Regions from separate parts of the Homo sapiens genome. Here region 2 is linked to region 1. The links are chromatin contacts, found by Hi-C or POLR2A ChIA-PET in ENCODE. All regions are on one chromosome and are shown on one strand. Each heading gives the region's core, a stretch centred on a gene start or an enhancer-like site at or near the end of the contact. The rest is flanking DNA. Distances are from core to core; before and after follow the strand shown.

Region 1 (3,697 bases), core at 910-3,409:
GCGGTGAGCCGAGATCACACAATTGCACTCCAGCCTGGGCAAGAAGAGCAAAACTCCGTCTCAAAAAAACAAACAAACAAACAAAAAAACAAACAAAGAAAACAGTGGGGATGTTAACTACAGGAACATAACACAGTAGCCCAAACAGGACAGCAGTCTCAGGACCCCAATTACAGGGGAGCCAAAAAGAGCTATATAAAAACAACTTGTACCTAATGCAAAAACTAAAAATAGTATTTTGGGTGGAGGGAAGAAGAAAGGGCAAGAAGGAGACAAGGAAAAACGCAAGTGAACATTTTCTCCCATCCAAGTACTAACCAGGCCCGACCCTGCTTAGCTTCCGAGATCAGACGAGATCGGGCGCGTTCAGGGTGGTATGGCCGTAGACGCAAGTGAACATTTTCTTAAAACCCACATCACATGAAAGAACACATGCCTACTATATCTGGGCCTAAAAAAGCATCAAGCATACCTCAGGGCTCAGGGCCAAGCTGCCTGCCAAACAGGCCCATGGACTGGACTATGGGAACCCCAACCAGTTCCTACAACTAATACTCCAGGGAGTAATAACACCACAGCCTTGGGGCATAAGAACACAAAAGACCTCAAGAGTTGCTAAAGCAAGATTTTCATGCATTCTCATTCTTAGAGAATAACAATGACCTACACTGAAATTTTAAAAAAGGACTCTAAAAGAAAAAAAAAAAAGAAATAAAGCTAAATGTCTGACATCTTATTACCCCTCTGGGAGGACATCATTCTACACTAAGGATATACAAAGTAAAAAAGTAAAAAATTAATCCTGCAGGTAAAGGGCCACGTCTCTCCTTTAATTCCAGTGTTATGCACACATTCCAAGGCAGATGCTATCAGTGTTCCTTCCAATGTTCCAATGAGCCCATATTAAAAAAAATAATAATCTGTCTGAGGTCATGAAGTCTGGGGACAGAAACGCAAATTAATATCCAACCTAGCGTCATCCAAATGGCAAGGTTCGCTTCAGGGTAGCATACTGGAAGCTCCTTGAGAACAAGGACCCTGTAATCCCCCTGCAAGCTCAAACTAGCTATCCAACCAAAACCCAAATAGCCCTCTCTAGAGATAGCTATGAAAGCAACTGCTTTTCCCTCTAATACAAATTATCAGCAAATAAATGTTTATAGCTTAATGCTTAAAACTTACCTAGGTAGAGCCATCAATTTTTCTAAAGCCTAATGTTTAAAATTTACTTGGGTGGAATAAATATACTTTTATTTAAATATCAACTTTCTAACAGTACAATCCTACTCTGGAGGTTTAGGAGGAAAAAAAAAAAAAAAGGAAAAAAAACTTGGAGCTGCTGCCCGAAGTACTGAATCAGCTCTGGAAGTTGTCATCACCCCTAATGCTGCCTTAAAGAAGATTCCATACATTATCTTCAACTTATAGGTGCCAAATCATTTCCCATGCTTAATCTCGGCAGCTGGAGACTGACCAAGTGGAATCAAAAGCTCAGGATTTAGAGTGAAAAGACCCCTGACGTTCAAGGCCGAGCTTTCCCAATACTTGTGAGACCTTGGACAATTCACTTAGCCAAATAACTCTCATTTTCTCTTCTGTAAACTAGGAAGGGACGTAAATACCTGTCCCACCTGCCTCATGGATGCGTCGTTGCTGCCGTTAGGTGGAGGGGATGATCCACAGAGGGCCACTCGCCGTCCCGCCGCCCCCGCCCAGGTCCAGCCAAGACAGAAGGCGCCGGAGTCCCTGCGGTGCTGGGTCCGCGGCGCTCGGGAAGGATGCTCCTCTCGCCAGCCTCCCCTCGGGACAGCGGCGACCGGCGTTCTGACATTCCCCGCCGTAACACCTGCTCGGCGCCCTCTCCCCGCGCGTCTCCGGGTTCGCCCCGCGCCCGAGACCCCTGCCCCGCTGGGCGCCCCTCTCGCCCTCTGGTGGCACAGAGACCCCAGCCCCAAGGGACTGCACCCTCCTCGGCACCGGGCGCCTGCAGCTGAGTCTGGGTTGAGGCCAGGGCCCGACCGGCCTCGCCCCCAGAGCCTCGCCTCCCCTTATTCCAACACCGGCGGGGACTGGGTGGTCGCAAGCATGCGACTCCTTACCCGGCAGCTTGAGCGCCCTGGACAGCACGGTCGCCATGGCTGAGGCCCCGGTGCGCGTGCGCGCGCCCGCGTTCTGCCGGGAAGTGTAGTTCCGAGCGGCGGTGCGTGGGGCTGGGACCGGGAAAGGTGGGACCCGCTTGCTGGGGACAGAGCTGAGGGAGGCCAAGCCAGAGTACACGCTCCGCAGGCTTTTCTCCCACCCTACCTATGCAGGTCACCTCACCACTCTGAGTCTCACTTGCCTCGTCAGTGAAATGGGGAGAAAATACCCCGTAAGCTTGCAGTGAAAATGATTCGAAGGAGATATTTAAGGAGGTGTGGATTGTGCAATGTGCGTGGGCTTTGAAATCAGGCAGACTGGATTTGAATCCTGCCTGAATCACTTACTAGCTGGGCCATCTTGGGCAAGTCCCTTGGGGCGACTGAGCTGCCGCTGCTTTTTTTTAATTAAAGACATACTACCTACTTCACAAGCTTGCAATGAGAATTAAATGATACGACCTGTTTAAAACACACAGCACACAGTAGGCACCTAGTAAGAGTGTTTCTATTACGCTTCTTAGGTAGAAGTTGAAGTTTCCTGGAGCTCGAACCCTCATTTATTGCTCCCAGTTCTTTACAGGTGTCTACTCAGCACCCTACGCTGCAGCTTCTAGTTGAAGGGTGTAGAAGGAGGATCCGACTGTGTACATACATCCAATAGATGCAGCATCTCCAGCTCCTCAGATTTCAATGCTTGACCTTTAAGGCATCTGCACGCTCCCCGTAATCACCCCAGCTTTGCCTGAATGATTTTTGCGGAGAGCCCGATGCCCAGGAATTCCTCCTTCCTTGGCTCCCTGAGCTTTCCCCCACTTTGTCTTCCTTGTCCCTCTGGAAATCTCCTTCATCCCTCCATAACTTTTTTCCATTTTAACATAGGAACTGCAGCTTAGAATAGTATTTCTCAAATTTAATGTACTTTCTTTTCAATTAAAGAAAAAAATTCAAAGCAGCTGCCAAATGAATCAGGATCCTTACCTTTTACATAGAGAATACCTGTGTGTTCCTCTCTAGCTACTGAGTGGAATGTGAATACTTTTGCTGCCCAAACACCCACTGAGGTCACTGTGGAAAATGCAAACACCCAGGCCCTCTCTGACTTCTGAACTTGGCTTGCCTCAGGACCAGGCACAGTGGTGTAGAAGGAAGAACTGACTTGCTTCTTTCCCACACGCAAGTGATCAGCATTTTAGTGCAGGAATGCTAATACTGTGTTATCTTAGAACTGGAACAGATCCTAGAGGCTATCTAGTCCCACTCTCCTTGTTTTGTTTAAGAGAAAGCTGAGAAATAGAAAGGTAATGTAACTTCTGAGTGTCACAACAAAAGCTCCAAGATACATCTCATTTGCAGGCTGCCTAATTCCCGTGAGAAACTGCAGACAGGACTATCCTGTGGGAGTAATCTGAGAGTCTCCAGCAATCAGTCTCACCTCCTTTCTTCCCTTGGAAAAAAAAAATGTCATTGTCTCTGATAGAGCACAGGCTCTGGAGCCAGGAGCCAGGCCTCCCGAGATCAAATCCTGACTCTATCATTTCCTAGATGCCAGGCAGAGG
Region 2 (3,840 bases), core at 1,256-3,755, 120 kb after region 1:
CATGTGCCCCCTCTGAGTGGATGAATTTGAAAATGTGCCCCCACCCCAAAGGATGTGACCTCAGGCCAGCATCCAGGGCTTGGCCAGCAGTGAGACTGGATTCCAACCCCACCCCAACCATCTCAGCTGGGTGCCTTTGAGCAGTACAAAAAACCCAAACTAGTCAACTGACAGCATTGGACCAGGTATGCAGGTCAGAAAAGTCTGTCTGAAGGTGAGGCTGCAAGGAAAACCAAGGCTCATTCAGCCAGCTGCAAGCCCTCCTTATGCTGGAGCAGAGATAGACAAAGAGAGAAGCAACGGGAGAGGTTGGCTCTGCCCCCACAGGGCTTCCATCCCGAAAGGAGGAATCTAGACATGGTCTGTGTGTGAAGAGCACTGGAAGGAGAGGCCTGATCATCAGTGAGCACTGCTGTGCTAGGCCCTCTTGGAGCCCGAGACAGAAGGAAACGTGTGTGTCCCTATATGCGCTTATCAAAATATCTTCCCATGCTTTGAACCAAGTGGAAAAACGTCATTTAAAAGTCTCCAATCAAAAAATTAAGCCTCAGCCGGGCACGATGGCTCACGCCTATAATCCCAGCACTTTGGGAGGCGGAGGCAGGTGGATCACTTGAGGTCAGAAGTTTGAGACCAGCTGGGTCAATGTGGTGAAACCCCATCTCTACTAAAAATACAAAAAAATTAGTCAGGTGTGGTGGCATACACCTGTAATCCCAGATACTAGGGAGGCTGAGGCAGGAGAATCGCTTAAACCTGGGAGGCAGAGGTTGCAGTGAGCCAAGATCGCACCATTGCATTCAAGCCTGGGCAACAGAGCAAGACTCCATCTAAAAAAAATAAAAATAAGAAATTATATATATATATATATATATATATATATATAAAGCCTCCTTCCCCCCATCTCCCTTTCTTCTCTCTTTTAAAACAAAAATAAAAAGGCCAGGTACAGTGGTTCACACTTGTAATCCCAACACTTTTGGAGGCCAAGGCAGGATGATTTGAGCCCAGGAGTTCAAGACCAGCCTGGGCAACACAGCAAGACCCCCATCTCTACAAAAAAAAAAAAAAATCTAATAAAAATATCCAAGAGGCTGGGCATGGTGGCTCATGCCTGAAATCCCAGCACTTTAGGACGTTAAGACGGAAGGATTGCTTGAATCCAGGAGTTCGAGATCAGCCTGGGCAACATAGCAAGGCACCGTCTCTACTAAAAATCAAAAAAATTAGCTGGCCGTGGTGGCACGTACCTGTGAACCCAGCTACTCAGGCAGCTGAGGCAGGAGGATTGCTTGAGCCCAGGAGGTTAAGACTGCAGTGAGCTGTGATTGCACCGCTGCACTCCAGCCTGGCAACAAAGCAAGACCCTGTCTCAAATATTTTAATAAATTTTTTAGAAAGTACCCAAGAATGGTGGCACACACCCATAGTTCCAACTACTCGGGAGGCTGAGGTGGGAGAATTGATGGGGCTTGAGAGGTTGAGGCAACAGTGGGCCATGATGGTGCCACTGCACTTTAGCCTGGGCAACAGAGCAAGATGCTGTCTCAAAAAAAATTTTTTAAGCCCTCCCTTTCTTTCATCTTTCTTCCCTCTCAAAATACAAACAAACTATATATATGTGTGTGTGTGTGTGTGTATGTACATATATACATATATACATATATGTGTGTATATACACACATATACATATATGTATATATGTATATATTATATATACACATATATGTGTATATGTGTATATATGTATATATTATATATATACACATATATGTGTATATGTGTATATATGTATATATTATATATATACACATATGTGTATGTGTATATATGTATATATTATATATATACACATATATGTGTATGTGTATATATGTATATATTATATATATACACATATATGTGTATGTGTATATATGTATATATGTATATATATACACATGTATGTGTGTATATATGTATATATGTATATATATACACATGTATGTGTGTATATATGTATATATACACATATATGTGTATATATGTATATACACATATATGTGTATATATATATTGCCCAATTTGTTTGTACCCCATTGTCAACCCTCACAGATCCATGGCAGGGACACAGCAGCCACATAAGCCCAGGATCCAAAGCCTGATTGGAAACGGCTCCTCTCTTGCAGTAACGCAAGGTCGTAAAACAAACCAAACAGCCTGCTTTTATAAAATTTTGATATGTTGTTTATCATGGGCTTTTTGGTATTGATTTTGTTTTAAAAAATATTGTGGTAAGGCAGGAGTGACTGAGGCAAGTATTAGAGCAGGAATGAAAGTTTATTAAAAAGTTTTAGAGCAGGAATGAAAGGAAGTAAAGTACACTTGGAAGAGGCCAAGCGGGCGACTTGAGAGATCACCCACTGGACAGTCTGACCTTTGACTTACGGTTTTATACGCTGGCATGCTTCCGGAGTCTTGTGTTCCTTCTCCCCTGACTCTTCCCTTGGTGTAGGCTGTCCACACTTGCGCAGTGGCCTGCCAGCACCTGGGAGGGGAGCATGCGCAGTGTGTGGCCTGCCAGCACCTGGGAGGGGAGCATGCGCAGTGTGTGGCCTGCCAGCACCTGGGAGGGGAGCATGCGCAGTGTGTGGCCTGCCGGCACCTGGGAGGGGAGCATGCGCAGTGTGTGGCCTGCCAGCGCCTGGGAGGGGAGCATGCGCAGTGTGTTTGTACGCATGCAGGAGTTGTACACATGCTCACGTGAGGCGTTCTTCCCTTATCAGTCGAATGTCCCTAGAAGGTCATATACCAGTTAAACTCTGGCATTCTGCCTGTTAGTGCTCATGCTTGAGTACACTCGCCCAACTGCTAAGATCTTACCGGGAAGCTGCTTATCACCCGTTTCAGGTGTTTTCTATCTACTGGGAGCCTGTCTTTCCCTAGCACCGGCTGCGACCAATTATTATTTTAGAGCGACAGACTAACAGCCGCCTGACCATCACCTGATGGTCACCTGAGGTTCCTGCTATTGGAACAGACCCTCTCCTGCCCTGCTCATACCTGACAGCTACCTACTGTAACACACCTAGGCAGATAAAGATGAGATTGTGGAGTTCCAACAGAAGCAGACATTAGGGAATGAGCTGAAAGGTGGAGGTGGAAGTTGTTCAGGGAGATGAGATTGCGCGGGGTACGTAAGAAGAGAGCCTCAGTAGGCTTCGCGGTGGAGCAGGCTGTCCCATCTCCAGCGAAGCTCCCCCCATGCCTCTGTCTCCATATGGAGTTCCACTGTTAACCCTGGGCATCTCCAGCAAGATCCCTACGGGGAGAGGGAACGCATCTGAGTACTGTTTGCAGAACCACACACGACAGCTCTGAATGAATAAGCCAAGACAACACCCCGAGATTCTTCCTGCGGATTTGGGTTCCCAGGCCGGGAAGGAGCTGTTGGAGCCTGCATGGAAGATTAGTGGATCTGCAAAAAGACAATGTGGATGACTGGCCGACGCCTTGTCCCAACCCTGTCCAAGCAGAAGAATCGCCGGGATACTTGCTCTGGATACAAATTCTTGGACCCTGACTCAGACCAACTAAATCAGAACCTCTAGGAGGCCTCCAGACACTGCATTTTTAACAAATTCCCATGTGATTTTTAACGCAGTATAAGTTTAGGAAGCGCTGCTCTGTTGACAAGGAAAGGCTCTGGTCTGGTTTGTAGCAGACTGTCCAGGCTTTCCCAATTTGGTCCAAAAAGGCAGAAAGTGATTGGCTTGAGAGGGCAGAATCAATGGAAAAAGTTTATGAATTCCTGCCCCTGGGAACATTCGTCTTTCACTTTTCATCTTCTTCCCCACCCCC

The links. A loop is a pair of places that touch in the nucleus more often than their neighbours do. ChIA-PET counts read pairs that join two places held with the same protein, here RNA polymerase II (POLR2A). Pooled maps may share reads with other maps.
Region 2: a loop to region 1 is called in a pooled map, with 1.9 times the contacts of the local background. The contact joins the promoter of GPRC5D-AS1 here to the promoter of FAM234B in region 1. A Hi-C loop is called at or near these places in 2 of 168 maps with a recorded cell type or tissue (naive thymus-derived CD4-positive, alpha-beta T cell and psoas muscle), 1 of 37 single-sample maps with no recorded cell type and 15 of 50 pooled maps. POLR2A ChIA-PET finds 5 or more read pairs at or near these places in 3 of 52 experiments (A673, MCF 10A and activated T-cell).

Annotation. Positions count from the first base shown.
Region 1 is chr12:13,042,843-13,046,539 of GRCh38, reverse strand. It overlaps FAM234B (family with sequence similarity 234 member B), which reads right to left and starts at 2,159. Exons shown (of 13, transcript NM_020853.2): 1 at 2,100-2,159. The coding sequence starts at 2,136.
Region 2 is chr12:12,926,391-12,930,230 of GRCh38, reverse strand. It overlaps GPRC5D-AS1 (GPRC5D and HEBP1 antisense RNA 1), which reads right to left and starts at 2,505. Exons shown (of 3, transcript NR_149067.1): 1 at 2,428-2,505.